2 separate regions of the Homo sapiens genome follow, and region 1 is linked to region 2. Evidence: chromatin loops called from intact Hi-C (ENCODE). Cell type or tissue: dorsolateral prefrontal cortex. All regions are shown on one strand. Each heading gives the region's core, and the rest is flanking DNA. Links, peaks and the distances in the headings are about the cores only. Region 1 overlaps LINC00578 (long intergenic non-protein coding RNA 578). Region 2 overlaps LINC00578 (long intergenic non-protein coding RNA 578).

Region 1 (8,339 bases), core at 218-8,217, 120 kb after region 2:
CATATACTGTATCACATATTTCAACAGCTGCAAGAAGCAGCAAATACATACTAGATCAGTATAGTCTCTGGCCACTATATGCCAAGCCCACACAAATGCATTAGTAAACTTCACTTGAGATTAAGGATGTAAAAACCTTGTGCAAAACCATCTATAAATATAAAGTTTTATTATTATGAGCTCCTATAATACAAGAATTCTGGTTGACCACCTCTGAGCTGGCTACTAGAATTTCCTCATTCCTGAACAGGAGAACTTTAGCTAAGAGTAAATTAGTAAGCGCTCAGGTAAAACAATTGTAAGAGAGCAGAAAAGGCTGGGCGCGGTGGCTCACGCCTGTAATCCCAGCATTTTGGGAGGCTAAGGCAGGTGGATCATGAGGTCAGGAGTTTGAGACCAGCCTGACCAACATGGTGAAACCCCATCTCTACTAAAAATACAAAAATTATCCGGGTGTGGTGGTGCGCGCCTGTAATCCCAGCTACTCAGGAAGCTGAGACAGGAGAATCACTTGAACCCAGGAGGCAGAGGTTGCAGTGAGCCAAGATTGCGCCGTTGCTCTTCAGCCGGGGCAAGAGAGCAAGACTCCATCTCAACCAAAAAAAAAAAAAGAGAGAGACCAGGAAAACAAAAGTATCCTTTGTCAGAAGCTGAAAGTGAACCAGTACCATGTTGAATCTGTCAATACAAGACAGAAGGACAAAATATCATTGTCCTTCTAAATTTTGCTTGCATTTTACTGACAATCTGGTTACTAAATTGTTAGATACAGAATTAACTCTTACGTACTTGGTCTAGCAATGGACCAAATTAAATTAATAGATAAGAAGCAAGTTGCAAAAATTCCCGAGCTATCTTCTTCTTCTTTTGTACCATTTTACATGGCATCAAAATCTGTTCCAGTTACTAAGGACACATATGAATTTACCCCACAACTCAGTGGCATGAAACAGCAATGTGTCATGCTCACAGATTCTGTAGAGGAAATTGGACAGGACACTGTGGGGACAGCTTGTCTCTGATCCACAACGGTCTGGGGTCTCAGATGGAAGATTCAAAGACTGGGAGCTGAAATCATCTGAAAGCGTCTTCACTCGTGTCTACTGTACAATGGTGGCACTCAGCTGAAGACCTTAGTTCCTCTCTATATTGGCCTCTCCATGCAAGTTAATTTTGCTTCCTCAGAGCATAACAGCTGAGTTCCAAGGACAGGTGTCCTGAGAGAGGAATCAGATGGAGGCTGTATCCTCTCTATGGCCTTAGCCTTGGAAGTCACATAGCATCACTTCTGCTGCATCTGTTGATCAAAAATGGAAGTTTCTGTCTTGATCCAAACCCAGAAAATATAAATCTCAGCATTAAATAAGAAGGTGTCAGTTACAATTTAAGAAATGCATGTGGCACTCAGATATGTATATTTGTATGGCCATCTTTGGAAAATACAATCTACCACACTCTGTATTTGTGTGACTTCTCTCAATGAACCTACAAAACAGATGCTTTCATTCTCTTCATTTCACAGATAGAAAATTAAACCCAAACAAGTTTAACAACTTGGCCAAATTAACACTTGATTATAAGAACATCTATTAGTAAACTTACCCATGTTTGAACTTTGTTGATACGAAGAGGTTCCTCCTCCCATGGCCAGAGATGATTTTTAGTTTCCATGTTGAGCCACTGTTTCCTTTTTTTCTTTTTTGAGATAGGGTCTCACTTTGTCACCCAGGCTGGAGTGCAGTGGTGCCATCTTGGCTCACTGCAGACTTGACCTCCCAGGTTCAAGCAATCCTGCTTCAGCCTCCCAAGTAGCTGGGACTATAGGCACGCACAGCCACACCCGGCTAATTTTTGTACTTTCTGTGGCGACAGGGTTTCACCATGTTGCCCAGGCTGGTCTTGGACTCCAGAGCTCAAGAAATCCACCCGCCTCGGCCTCCCAAAGTGCTAGGATTACAGGCGTGAGCCATGGCCACCCGGCCTGAGCCACTGTTTTCTATCATGTCTCAAGTTTCACTGTCTAAGATCCGACACATGACTTGAAGACTTACCCCTTTAAATTTTCCTCTTATTTTAACAGCTTTTGGGATTCTACTGGAAGTTTGTACAGCGTAGTGGTACCAGGAATAAGCATTGGAGGCAGATAAACATGGCTTTAAATCCTGGCTCTACCACTTCTTGTTTAGATGCAGCAAACACATTACTTACCCTTGGTAAGCCTCCCTCCCAACAGGGATAATAATAAGCTTCTCGAACCTGGTACAGAAGGTGCATATTAATAGAATAAGTAAAATATCACTGACACCTGTCCCCACATTCTTATGCCACTCCCTAGGAACTTTCATCTAATTATAACTAGAAGTTCTCAGATGGTGTTTCATGAGTGCTTACAAATGAATCACCATTGATGCTAACAGTAGGCTTCCTCTTCTGATCCAGACGCCTTCATGGTGGATGGTCTCAGGAAGTCACTGAGGGCAGTACCTCATCACTACCTTGATTACAGATGCTCCCCTAAAACAAGGCTGTCTCCTAATGAGACTACATAGCAGCAATCTCTCAGGATGCTGCAGAGGCACGGTATTCGGTTTATCATTGGGAGTAATGCCCCCTCCACCCTTCCACTTGGGTCACAGAGACACATAGTTTTTTCTGCTTTTGCTAGCAATTTCTCTCTCTAGAGGACTTGCATATTGATCCTTAGAGCCAGGAGATAACACACCTTTCTGTGCTCTCAAAGTCTACACAACCAACCCTCTTCCTCCTCCAAACTTGCCTTCCTTTCTTCAGCTAAAAGCAAAAGCACAACACAACTTACACCAGTCCCTTCTTCTGAGATCTGTTCATCGCTTTACAGATTCTCCTACACCCGTTAATACGCACACTGTGCTTTATGTGCTCACTCTCAACTGCACTTCCTTCTTTCTCTCTGATTTTATGTCCCAATCAGCCTCTCTCATCTCTCTTTTTTTTTTCTTGCTTTTATAAATCATGGGGCCAGGCGTGGTGGCTCACACCTGTAATCCCAGCACTTTGGGAGGCTGAGGCAGGTGGATCACTTGAGGTCAGGAATTCAAGACCAGCCTGGCCAACATGGTGAAACCCCATCTCTACTAAAAATACAAAAATTAGCCAGGCACGGTGGCGAATGCCTGTAATCCCCTCTACTCAGGAGCCTGAGGCAGGAGAATCTCTTGAACCCAGGAGGCAGAGGCTGCAGTGAGCCAAGATCGCGCCACTGCACTCCAGCCTGTTTACAGAGCAAGGCTCCATCTTCAATAAATAAATAAATAAATAAATAAATAAATAAATAAATAAATAAAGGTACCTCCACGTAGGAATGAGCTTCACTCAACTACTTTCTATTAGAGTTGCTATAGTCCTGGTTTGCCCAGTCTTGGCACCCAAATTTTATTACTTAGATCCTCCCAATGATGACAAATATATGTAACATTATCAGGGAGGGTTCTTTAACTGCAGACTTCATTTAAAAAGAGGAAAAAAAGAATGTTTTGAGACTGACTCAAACCCCATTGTGGAACGAGAACTACATACAATTTATATGTCAAGAAGTTAAGCTGAATTGAATATATAGTTAATTGCAAAAGGTATTCAATATAGAACTGATAATAGCATACAATCCTACACAGCTAAGAGAATTTTTTTTAATTGGCCAGATGTGGCTGAGGGGAGTGTCTGCCCTGGTCCCCTGCAGCTGTCCTTCCTCTGTCTTTCATATCTGGCTCTTCCGTTGCCCTCTGCTGAGTCCCTCTGTGTCTGTGTCTCACACCATCTGGATTGAAGGGGTCACTCTCCTGTGTCAAGACTTTTCATGCCAATTATTTAATGCCATTTCTCCATCTGAAATTATTCAAAGTTCACTTTTAATTCAAATTCCCCATGGAATCCATTTGTCAGGAGGTTGCTTTCTCCAAATATGTTCTGCAAACTGTCATCTCTGGCTGCTTGCTGTCATAAATAGACGTTAGTCTCTATTTCCTGTGCTGTTCCCAAGAGAAGTGTCATATAGCTCCAGGCTTTTTGGTGGGAAGAGAGCTACTTCCAGTGTGGATACTACAAGAAAAGCTTCCCTTGTTGCCCAGCTCTCTGATACTTCCTGTGTTTCCATGGCAAACTTCCCTCTTGGATGCAGCTGCTTAGGAGGGGCGGGGAGAAGGGAACTGTTTAACCATTTTGTTCCCATCACATGCCTCTTATACGTTCAATTTTCCCCTGCACACTACATGTGACTCCCGTCCTTGTCCCCTTTTTAAGCACGTACCCACCCCCCATCCCCCGCCTCCAGACACACACAACAAACATTTCTTTCAGCTCACTCAAATATGTGGAGTTACTCGCTTAACCCGTGGAAAATGCTATCCTTTTGGCAGGAAAATGCTGGATTCATGATAGTGCCACTAGAAAAGCATTTTTTTAACTTCTCCATTTCCAGCACATCTTGGTTCTAGCAGAATGAGTAGGTCCTTGAACCCCAAAGCCAGGGCTGGTGGTCACCCTAGGAAGTCACCTGTAGCGGTAAAAACCAATGCGTGTAATGGGGATAGTATTTTTGGCATTTTGAATATTTTCATTTCCCCCTTAAATCATGCACCTTCACAACCTCAGCATCCAAGCTTAGCCAAAAAGCGCATTGCCTCAGGGAATAAGAGGCCATTGATTATCTTTGAGTCATAAATCTGACTTTTGTAAGTCCACATCAAAACAATTGTCACGAAAGCCAAGCTTTGGGTAGACAGAAAAGGCCATTCTAAGTTCCCTTAGCCTCTATTTAGCATAGTAAGAGCCAAGCCTGGCAGACCAGAGGGCATCACATGCCTTGGGTAGGGAGAACGAACTCTGGAGAGAACACAGAAAAAAATAAAAACTGCCTTTTCAGCCCTGCTGCATTGCAGGAAGCAAAGGAGGCAGCAAATGGGACCAAGCATCATGGCTCCTCCCTGTCCCTGTCCCCACAAGGGGCTGCAATTCTAGAATGGGGCTTACATTGGTTTAGAGGAAAGCCAAACAGAGAGTGTTTTGCCTCATTTCCCATTTGAGACTCATAGCAAACTACCATAGAATAGCTGCATCAGAGAAACACTTCGTTTATGCAGAAGGAGGGCCTGAATTTAGCCCCCAGAGGCTCTCTTGGTCCCCAAGTATCCTATCTGACCATTTCCACCTGCCCTGAGATAGGAAGTAGGCTGTATCTGAAGGTACCAGGTAGAGCGCTTACTCTGGGCTTGCTGTTGGGAATCAGAAGGGAGCCTGCTAGACCAGAGGATGAGGTGGGAGTAACAGCCTGTCCTCAAGAATGAAAGTGGCATCAAATCAGCAGCGAGAACAACCAAGTCCAACCAAACCAAGAGATTATAGAGCAGGAGTCTGACAGCTCCCAATTTCAGCTGCCCAGCAGCAGGGAAAGTAGAGCGGGAATGAAAGAGACAGCAGAGCAGAGGACTGAGGAGCCAGGGAAGGACAGACATGGGCCTGGGAACCCTCTTTCCCACTGCCACCAGGTCAGCCAGTCTTCCTCCTGCTATCTACTGAAAAATCATCTCAGAAAAAGAAGATGAGAAGAAAATCTGGAATTCTTTTATTTCAAAATCACTTTGTTGTGGTATAATTGACATACAAAAAGCTGTACATATTAATTGCAAAAAGCTCAGTGAGTTTGAGGTTAAATATATACTGTGAAACCATCACTACCATCAAGGCCATAAACATATCTGTTGCAATGGTTTGAATGTCCCCTTCAAAACTCATGTTGAATCTCAATCCCCAATATGGCAGTATTGAGAGGTGGGGCCTTTAAGAGGTGATTGGGTCATGGAATAATCCACTTTTAGATTAATGGATTAATTCATTAATGGGTTATCATGGGAGTGGCTTTATAAGAAGAGGAAGAGTGACTGAAGCTAATACGTGAGCATGCTCAGCCCCTGGCCATATGATGCCCTGCGCCACCTTAGGACCGCAGAGTCCCCATCAGCAAGAAGGCCCTCACTAGATGCAGCCTCTCTACCTTGAACTTTTCAGCCTCCATAACTGTAAGAAATAAATTCCTTTTCTTTATAAATTACCCAGTTCCAAGTATTCTGTTATATGCAACAGAAAACAGACTAATACACCTATCACCTCCCCCACAAAGTTTCTTCCTGCCACTTTTATTATTTTGTGTGTGTATGATAAGACTTAATGTAAGATCTATCTTCTTAGCAAATATTAAGTATATGATACAATACTGTCAACCATAGGCATTATGCTGTATACTAGATCTCCAGAAGTTATTTATTTTGCGCAGCTGAAGCTTTGCCCTTTAACTATCATTTCCGCACGTCTCTATCCCCCATTCCACTCTCTGCTCCAACTTTGATGATTTTAGATCCCACAGATAAGTAAATCATATTGATTACCCAAAAGATACTGTCACCCACATTTGCAAGTTGTTTTTTCACCCTGTGGTGAGCAGCTTCTACGGCTCCCAATGATCTCCACTTCCTGCTACTCCTGCCCTTGTGTGATCTACTCCCCTTGCGTGTGGTTTGGACTTAGTGATTTGCTTCTAACAAATGGAATTTGAAAGATTCTGGCTTCCAATTTGCTCACCTCTCTTTCTCTCTTACTTGCTCACTCTGATGAAACAAGTACCATATTGGCAAGCAACTGAGGGAGGATTCTGGCCAACAGCCAGAGAAGAACAGTCCAGCAACCCACGTAGAACAGAGTCCTGCCACATGACAAGGTATGAGCTTAGAAGAGGACTGTCCCTCTGTCTAGGGTTCAGATAAAACCCAGATAAGATAACCAGTTCAGCACAGTTTGCCCAGGATGTCTCCAGTTTTAGCACCAGAAGCCCCACATCCCAAGAAACCACTCAGTCTTGAGCAACCCCAGACAGTTGGTCACCACAGACTGACCTGTAGATGGCCCCTTGAATGTGCCCTTGGGAGAGACCCTGAGCCAGAGAACCTAGTAAGGCCACACTCAGATTTCCGACCTACAGAAATTGTGGGATAATAAATGTTTATTCTTTTAAGCTGCTAAACTCTGGGGTAATGTATCATGCAGCATTGCAGATATTGAAAACTAACATCCTTGTTCTTACCCAAAAGATTGAAAGATCAAGAGAAATGTTAAATCAGCTATAGAACAATAAAGAAGCTGCATTTTCTTTGTACATCTGCATGCAGCGTGAGTTAAATTAGCAGCCTCATCACGAGTGTACTCCACATCCTGAGTGTGACTCAGGAACACAGTTTTTAGCAAGAATGAAGAATTAGGTACGTCCCTTATCTTCAAGGAGTTTAAAATCAAATCACAAAATCCAGACATAGTCACCTGACAGAGATTAAAGACTCAACAGGGGCTCAGAAGTTGCTACCACAAACTTCATCTTTCTTCTGGAGAATCCATACACAGATCAAATGAATCTTCCTAGTCATGCAGTGAAACCTGGAGGTAGACCCAGAACTAAGATTTCTCGCTATCTCAGGAAGCAAGTATATCATCAAGCCAATACAGAATACGGGAGTGAGAACTCATCAACTTTTCTCCTGTCACAGGAAAGTTGGCTTCACCTAACCAATCTACTACATAGCAGTCAGCTCTAAACTATGCAGATGGATACTTAACAAATGCATATGAGAACAACAAGAGAATAAGTTAAGATCCTGAGTGTTTCAGTGATAAGTCTCCAGCTATCATAGGCAGTGGCTGAATGATTAGTTACAGGCATGAAAAAAATATGCCATAAAGGTCAATACAAATGCTCCAGTGCCAATTGAGATAAAAGTAACCATAGCCACAAATATTTATACAGTATTGTACAGCTCAGAAAGACTTGCCTACTTTTTACGTCAAAAGTTTTTACACTTCAACTCTGAAAAGTAGTTAGGCCTGAAAGAATTCTTTTCATTGCCATTTGATAAAGAAGAAAAATTGAATCTTTAAAGATTGAAATGATTTTTCCAAGACCTCAGAACTGCAATTCACACCCAGACATCTCCTAGTGCAAAGTGCTGCTCACTTTCCTCCTTCTCAGTGGAGAGAAAATGGAAACATTCATGAATTATCAGTTTCCTGCTTTCACTAGGAAATGATGTAGGAAGCACCGTGGAAGGCAGACAGAGTCTATAATGCATGTTTATGGAAACAGCAGAACTATTATACATTATTGTGGGAATTGTTTTTCTCAAGTCCTAGAGTCCCTGAAACACTGCTTTAGTAATAATGACTGTTTAGCTCCAGACTTATAATAACTTTTTTAGTAAAGTATCAAAAGAATAGAAAATCTAGAATTACTGAGAATAATTTGTGTTAGACATTTGAAAAACATA
Region 2 (8,339 bases), core at 334-8,333:
TATTCACTATCATTATTCAAGTAATTTTCACATAGTAGGTCACCAATATCGGATCATTGAATAAAACATATACCTTGTTCAATAGATATATCAGAATTTATACATCCAAAGGTTTGTTAGCCTCTTTCATAAAATGAGCTACAATCTCACTTCATAAGTTAAAAATAAACATTCATTGAATCTAAGCTACAGCTTTATGCATTGAAAACATTACCAACTTATTTACATAGCACATTAAAATTTTACAAAGCACATTTACAGGGAGAGAATTAATTTAATTTTCTTCCACACTATGTGATACAGCTCTAGTGCCAATCATAAATGACAAACCCTTAATACATTTGCCCATCTGGGCTCCTCTTTCCAAAGTACCTAAGTATCTAGTGAGGTGCAGTGGCTCATGCCTATAAATCCCAACATTTTGGGAGACCGAGGCAGAAGGATCATTTGAGCCCAGTAGTTCAAGACCAGCCTGGGCAACATAGGGAGACTCCCATCTCTACAAAAAATTAAAAAATTAGCCAGGCATGGTAGCACATGCTTGTGCTTCCAGCTACTCGGGAAGCTGAGGTAGGAGGATTGCTTGAGCCCAAGAGGCCAGGAGGTTGAGGCTGCAATGAGCCATGATCATGCCACTGCACTCAGTTTAGGAAACAGAGAGAGACCTTGTCTAAAAAAAAAAAAAAAACAAAAACAAAAACAAAAAAAACAGTTCTAAGTTGTAGTTGAAATCTGCAGTAACTGTTTAATCAATGAGCTTCTAATGGTCTTTTTATTATGATTATCAAATGTCTATGCAAACATTTCTTCCTCTGAACTTCACCCTCCTGAAAAGGGGCAACTGTGAATGACTATTCCCTTTCTATACCAGTTCCAATAGCACAGTGGAGAGGGGAGGGAAAAATAAACACACACATTTCTAACTTTCCAGCCTACTGACTGGTCTGCCCTTTCCCCTGGCCAACATCCTCAAAAATATGATAATGAAGTGGTTTGTGTGATTGTGAAAGAGTGTGTGCGTTTCCCTGGGCTGGAGCCAAGGGAGAGAAAGAAGGTATCCAAACACAGCTGCAGTTACCTCTCCCCGCTCAGTCATTTCAGGGAAATGGACTCAGCATATCTGGAAGGAGGTCAACTGGGGGACAAAATAAAAGGCTCTCTTGGTTGGTTGGTTCTGCACAGATCCTGAAAGCAGGCTTCAGGCCTATACTATAACAATCCCTCTGACTTTGGCAATAAAATGAAGGAGAAACATCACAGAAAATACCAAAGGAAGAACCAGTCAAATCCCATTATCACAAACTCCCAGAAATTTGTTTAATTATTTTAATATTTTCAATATAGCTGACTGGAGTGAACATTAGTTAACATGAGTAAGTGATAAATTGGATCTAAATTGTCATTTGTATCTATAGAGATGTTGCTATAAAGAAGTATGTCCAAGTTAGATTTTCACCTAGGCAGGTTGGGAAAAAAAAGATGAAAAAATATGTGCATTCTAACTATTTTCTACAAACTATATACATAGTAGATTATTCCATTGTTGACACTTCTGAATCATATGGCCATGGAAATTAAGGGGATCCCTTAATTGAACCCCTCAATTGAAAGAGGAGCAAACTAAAGCACAGAGTACATTGTCCATATAAACAACCACTTAGGGCTGCCATCTTCAATGGGAAGGTCTCTCTCAAGTTATAGACTGAAATCTAAGTCTGGCCCAGCATTCACTGGGCACCTTATTTTCTACCTACATTTTCATAAGATGTATCACAAACTTCAGCAATTATTTGTTGTGTACTATCTGCTATATATTTATGCAAGTTAACATTGAAATAATAAAATGAGAAGCCATTAGACAGGAACCCTGGGTTCCTACCTAAGGAAACTAAAACCTAGCTCAGCCTCATTTCATGCAAGAGGCTAATTTAAAAGAAATGAAACTTAAGCTCAACCAATCACATAGCCAACTGGGCATTGATTATTGTCTTGAACTTCCCACCAAGATAGTCCAAATAGGGCAATTTTCCAAACTTCAACCAATCAAATAATTTCTTTGCTCTGCTTTCTCATTCACCCTGTAAAAGCTTTTCCATCAACCACCTCTGCTGAAGCCCTGAACCACTTCCAGTCTAGAGCTGTCCAATTCATGAATTGCTGTCTGCCCAAATAAACTCTTTAAAGGTTTAATCTGCTAAAGTTTCTCTTTTAACATTAATCTTCTATTTAACATTACTATAAACTCCTTGAAGGCTACCACTATGGCAAAATGATTCTGAATCCTCCTGCTCCTGACACCTCCTGGGAACAGTGCTGAAAATCCAACATTGACTAAACCCCTTTCATTGGCAAATAGGCCCAGAGGGGCCAAGATGAGGGAGACAGACTCAAAAAAGCTCTTGTCCTCCTAAAGTTTAAAATGGAACAGGCAGAGCAACCTAAACAGCTCTAATACAATTTGCCATGGTAAAAGTATAGACAGTTCTGTGTGAATGCAGGTAACAGGGAGACTAATTCACCTGAGAGTATCTGACAAAAGATACTCAAAATATGATCCAAGAGCCAGCTCTCATTATTACTCCATATGAAATAAGTTCAGAAATTGAGAGTATTTATTTAGAAACTCTTACAGCAATTGACAAAGTAGAAATTCTACCTGCTGAATCTCATAATAAAAAATTACAACTTGTGCTTTGTGCTTTGTATGTCTGTGAGCAGATTGGAAATTTTCAAAAAAAAAAAAAAAAAAGGGAAAAGGAAGGAAGAGAGAAAAGGAAATTGGCCCTTCTGCACAAAGAAGTTGAGAAGAGTGGTCTTCAATGAATCAGGCTTGACCTAGTCCTTGCAGATGAGTAAGACTTCCACAGCTAACTATGTGAAAGAAGGGTGGAACGAGGACAGTCAGCAGCATCTATTCAGAAGGGGGGATTCCGGGAACAAATGAAGACAAACACAACTTGTGCAGTTGGAAGATATGAAGTGTGAGTATCCATGGACGTGTGGGAAGAGAACTCAGCATTAGTGAATGACGCAAAGGTTGGGAGATTTTATTCCAACCTGAAGAGTTTGCATCTCATAATGTTGGCAAGCAGAGAGCTATGAAAAGCTTTCAACTGGGAAGTGCTATAATAGAATCTGCACATGGATAAAGGATGTTCAGTAGCTACTTGCTAATTGAACTATTGCACATTTGCTATAGGGACTGTAAACTCAAATGCTTACCTAGGCCAGGCAGGTTCCATGCATAGGAAGGCAAGGTTATCAATCTAGCAAGCACTTGCCTCATCTAATGGGGCATCTACTACTCAGATCTTTCCAGCTGTTTTCATCTGGAGATGCACACCCAGTGTGCCACATCTCCAATTTTTCAAGAGAAGCTGAAAAGCTGGGTTTATATGGTAACTTCTAAATTACACATTAGCACTAACTTTAAAATTTTTTGGCCAAACAAAACAGGTCTGCGTGTTGGGTTTGTGGTCTAGTCCCCAATTTGCATTAGCACTAATTTTAAAAATTGTTAGAAGATACTATGAATTACACATTATCACTATGTTAAAGATTGTTAGAAGACACTATGAAGGCCAAACATGCTGGATTTTTTGTCCAGACCCCCAATTTGCATCTCTGTTTTAGCACAGAATAAAGAGAGGGAGGCACGGTGGCTCATGCCTGTAATCCCAGCACTTTGGGAGGCCAAGGTGGATGGATCACCTGAGGACAGGAGTTTGAGATCAGCCTGGCCAACATGGCAAAATCCCGTCTCTACTAAAAATACTAAAATTAGCCTAATGTGGTGGCACGCACCTGTAATCCCAGCTACTCAGGAGGCCGAGGCAACGAGAATCGCTTGAACTCAGGAGGCAGAGGTTGCAGTGAGCCAACATTGCACCACTGTACTCCAGCTTGAGTGACAGAGTGAGATTCTGTCTCAAAAAAAAAAAAAAAAAAGAGAGAGAGGAGAGAGAGAGGACTGTTACATCTGTCAAAGTGATCAACTGCTCCTCGTGTATTTTTTGGTCCCCAAAGCATACAGAGATTATTTTTAATACTCATGATGTGATGTCTGCACTGCCCTGTGTTGCTCTGTTTTCAAGGATGATTGCTGGCCTTACTGATTACCGCTGGTGTGTACTGATGTGCCCTAGTCTCGTATATACCTAAAATTCCTTCTTACACGGTTCAGCAGCAAAAATTATGTGCAATTAAATCATCCTTTATAGCTTTACAGCCTGTACTTCCATCACGAAGGGGTAGAGCAGTGTGTGATTCTTATTGCCTTCATCCCTTAAAGCCAGAGCACTTGTCATTCCTGGACCAAAACTGGGTGTCTCCATCCAGCCTTCAGTGGAATAGTGCTTCTTTCTGCCAGAGCATTTCACTATTCCCTTTTCTCTGAGGATTCTTGTGCACCTAATGTTGCCTGGGCTTGATTTCAGTCAAGATAAAGGCAGTATCGAGATGCAGCTTGTAGCCCCTTTAGGAAGCTTCCAAATTACGGGGCACTTAGAAAGGAAAAAGTTTTTCTTCCAATAGTTTCAGAAAAGAAAAAAGTCTGCCAGTAAATTTTAAATGTGTTTGTTAGAAAGCGTGGTGGGGGGTGAAGAGGAGAGGGAAATAAAAAGAATCAATAAAAACCCTCTTCCCAGCTGTTCATTCCACAGCCTGCATAAAGAATACACATCTTTTTGATTAAAGTGCAGCTTTCATGCCCTTCTCTGGCAGGCTGCCAAGCTGGCTTAAGGTGAGGTCTGCTATTTTAAGGTGGAATTGTTTGCATTTGACTTGAAAAGACTCATTATTCCATAGCTCACTTTTTCACACTGCCTCAGAGGGGAAGCAGCAATTTAAACCTGAAGAAACAATATGGAGGAAATGACCCTCGGCCCCTCAGGGAGAGTTTAAAAAACAAAAATCCAAATAACCTAATTCCACAGCTTTCACCATTCCCAGTGGCACTTCCTATGGTTCCAAGAAACTTAAATTCGACTTGATAGGGTTAAATGTCCGTAGACACTGACATCATAAATTCCCACAACAGACATTGTAAAAATCACTAAATCTTCAGATTTACTTAGTTTAGGTGGACTTTTTTGTTCATTTATCTTGTAAATGTATCCACTCAGAAATCCATATAACTGCTCAGACTTTGAATTGATTCCAGCAAAGGATAAACATTGTGGATTGCTAGCTGAGGTTTTTTTTTTTAAGCCTGGTTGGTTTTATATTTTTTTCACAAAATATCTTGGTCTTTTAGCCTGGGAAGTCATTGAGTCTGTGTCTGAAAAACAAATCACTGCACACATGCACAAATATGGCCAAGCTGTGCCATTAACCCTAAAATATGGCTGCCTGTCTCCGCTCCTCTGCTGTTCTAGAACACTTAGCTGGGCTCACTTCCTCTTAGCCAAGATGTGCTCCCTGCATTAGAATTGCCTGAGTTAATTATTGGATTTCTTAACCAACCCATTGTATAATTTGTTAGCCTCAAATCTTTTTGGAAGTATTAATTATTGGCTGTCTTTGTGTGCCCGGAGTTTGTGAGGCACTTAGTATGTTTTTGACCACCTGTAAGCCAAAAATAAAACTGTAAGCCCCTCCAAGTGAATGCAGGGATTCCCTCTCCACCAAGGAAATTCCAAAGAAATCTGAAGAACTAGTTCAGGTTGTGACAGGAAGGAATCATTATGCTCTCTCCCTTTCAGAGTTTAGACACAGCTGACCAGCATTAACATTAAAATAGAACAGGCATTTGTTTCTTTGTTGTTTGTTTGTTTGTTTTGGAGACAGGATCTCACTCTGTCACCCAGGCTGGTGTACAATGGCATCATCAGGGCTCGCTGCAACCTCAACTTCCCAGTCTCAGATGATCCTCCCACCTCAGCCTCCCAAGTATCCGGGACTACAGGTGCACACCATCATGCCCAGCTAATTTTTTTGTATTTTTTGTAGGGACAAGGTTTTGCCATGGTGCCCAAGCTGCTCTCAAACTCCTGGACTCAAGCAATCCACCCACCTCAGCCTCCCAAAGTGTTGGGATTACAGGTGTGAGCACTGAATCTTGGCCTGAAACGCAGCCAAGAACAGATTCTTTGTAGCAATAATACAGCAAATTCCAACCTGACTCTAGTATAATATCACATAACAGATAAAGAAGGATATCAAAATATTTTACACCAAATTATGTTTCTTTGCCATATTTTGAAATGGTCCCGCAAAGCCATTTTTTGTGGGGAAACTTTTGCATCTGTAAAGAATCTCTGTTAACTTAACATAACTAGATCTTTCCCCTTCCAGCCCCCTCAACCCTGAAGAGATTAACTGAGAGTCAAATACCTTTTAAAGGTCTAAATAGGAAACATTTGCCATCTATTGTCTCTAAGGGCAGCAACCTCTGTGATATCTTCTACTAATAAGAACTTTGGTCTCCACAACCCCTTATCTTAACCCAGACACTTCTTTTTATTGATTCCAGGTCTTTAAATAATAACTAACTCTTTCAACCAATTGCCAATCAGAAAATCTTTGAATCCACCTATGACCTGTAAACTCCACTCCACCACACCCCAAGCCATCCCTCACCACCCTCTATGCCACCCCCACCTCACTTCCACTTTGAGTTGTCCCGCCTTTCCAGACCGAACCCATGCATCCCTCACATTATATTCATTGATGTCTTATATCCCCCTAAAATGTGTAAAATCAAGCTGAAGCCCAACCATTTTGGGCACATATGTTCTCAGCACCTCGTAAGACTGTGCCTTAGGTGACGGTCACTCACATTTGGCTTAGAATAACCCTCTTCAAAGATTTTACAGAGTTTGACTCTTTTCATCAACTCTTTTCATCAACATACCTTTTAGCAAGATGGTGTCTCATAAATATAAAGCAGGAATTTTAAGTTTATTTTTTCCCTTCTTATCCAAATCTCACTGTTCTTTTGTTATTATTAGCACTTGGAACTGATATTTGAATATTTCCCCATTGCACTGTAATAATGCACAACAATCTGCGTGTATCTGGTACAGAATGATCGTTTTCCAGAAACAGAGAGAGGGTTCTTTGTCTTGTGATATAAAGAAAATATAGTCATAAATTAAAATGTCTATGCTATTGTTAATTTTTTAAAACTATAGAACAAAACAATTCCACACAGAGTAGATGGGAAATGAAATGGAATACTTTTCCTCACCTAGATTAGATGATTTCACTTTTCCCATTCTGTCTATTTCCTTTCTATGTCTTCTCTCAAGTTGTAAAGTTTCTTTTAAAAAATAATTTTTTAAATAAATAAACAGTTTGAATTTAACACATGCAAGAAGGGCTTTGATATAACTGCTCACAACACACTGGTGGAAATCACTGAGTTGTAGGGACAGCTCTATAAAACATTTCTGCAAGGCAATGGAATAATTTACTTTCTTCAAAAGACTCAGTCAAGTCCTTTTAGCTCCCAGAAGAGTACAATCTACCTCAGTTAAAAGATGAGAAGAGAGTCACTAATGGCTTTGGGCAGAAACCTTCCTATGTCAGTACCTGGAAAGGGTTACCCTGGGCCCAGGTGTGGCCTCAGCTTCACTACACACATTATGTCAGTAAATCATCGATTTTTAGTGTTAGTTCCCATTTGAGAATTAAAGCAAAGGTCATGAGTTTCTTCCTATGTAAATATACATATGTCCATGTATCACCAAAGCCCTTTCCTGGACCCCACTACCCAATTTTTAAGTTTGCCCAGAGGTGATATGTCTCTGGAGCTAGATTCATGCAAAGCAAACCCAAAGTCTGATTTACTAAGCCAGAATGCCAATTTACTCATTTAGAACTGGCGACATGGCTTGGCCCAGGAGTTAGGCCAACTGTCTGCACATTCCCTTTTGGTAGGTAGAGCTACACAGAAAATCAAATTACAGATCCGAAGACTTCCTGGTGATTTTAGAAATAGAACAGAGGAGGTGGATGTTATCATGCAATAGCAGCCTGATCAATTTCTCTTCTCCATTCCAAGGATATTTGTGTCTACCTTCCAACCTCAGAGTCCCCTCTCCCCTAGATGCTGTTTGTCAAATTCCAGTATACAGAGGGGAGGGGCTCGGAAGATAAGTCTGTCTGTCACTTGCATAAAATTATTAAGCCAAACAAGTTAAATGCAACTCAGAGTGTGGCAGATTTGGGGACCACTCCAATCATTTCTTCTTCAGGATGTGTTCCTTTTGAGGATTTCAGAATTACTTTATTAGTAATGAGTACACATTTCTTCTGCAGCTGGCTATAAATGGAATGTTTTTAGTTTACGTTTCAAAGAGAGAATTCGGCCTGAGTTTTTCTGTAAGTCTTCTGAG

Evidence for each region. Hi-C counts contacts between places; a loop is a spot of excess contacts. Peaks named below come from ENCODE experiments on the same cell type or tissue, not always from the same donor. Only the 100,000 strongest peaks of a DNase experiment are listed, where the experiment ranks them.
Region 1: it touches region 2 in a loop (2.4-fold over the local background); 5 of 110 quality-filtered maps call a loop at or near these places.

Annotation. Positions count from the first base shown.
Region 1 is chr3:177,487,280-177,495,618 of GRCh38, reverse strand. The region is part of intron 1 of LINC00578 (long intergenic non-protein coding RNA 578); the gene reads right to left. Among named protein-coding and RNA genes, the nearest start is that of LINC00578, 50 kb to the right of the region's middle. RefSeq lists an enhancer at 7,430-7,931. In dorsolateral prefrontal cortex, for the core only: no CTCF peak of the experiment used is centred there; DNase peaks (open chromatin) are centred at 4,148 and 4,828; H3K4me3 peaks cover 1,311 bases; H3K27ac peaks cover 3,037 bases.
Region 2 is chr3:177,607,896-177,616,234 of GRCh38, reverse strand. The region is part of intron 2 of LINC00578 (long intergenic non-protein coding RNA 578); the gene reads right to left. Among named protein-coding and RNA genes, the nearest start is that of LINC00578, 170 kb to the right of the region's middle. RefSeq lists an enhancer at 5,424-6,064. In dorsolateral prefrontal cortex, for the core only: no CTCF peak of the experiment used is centred there; DNase peaks (open chromatin) are centred at 1,036 and 4,723; H3K27ac peaks cover 247 bases.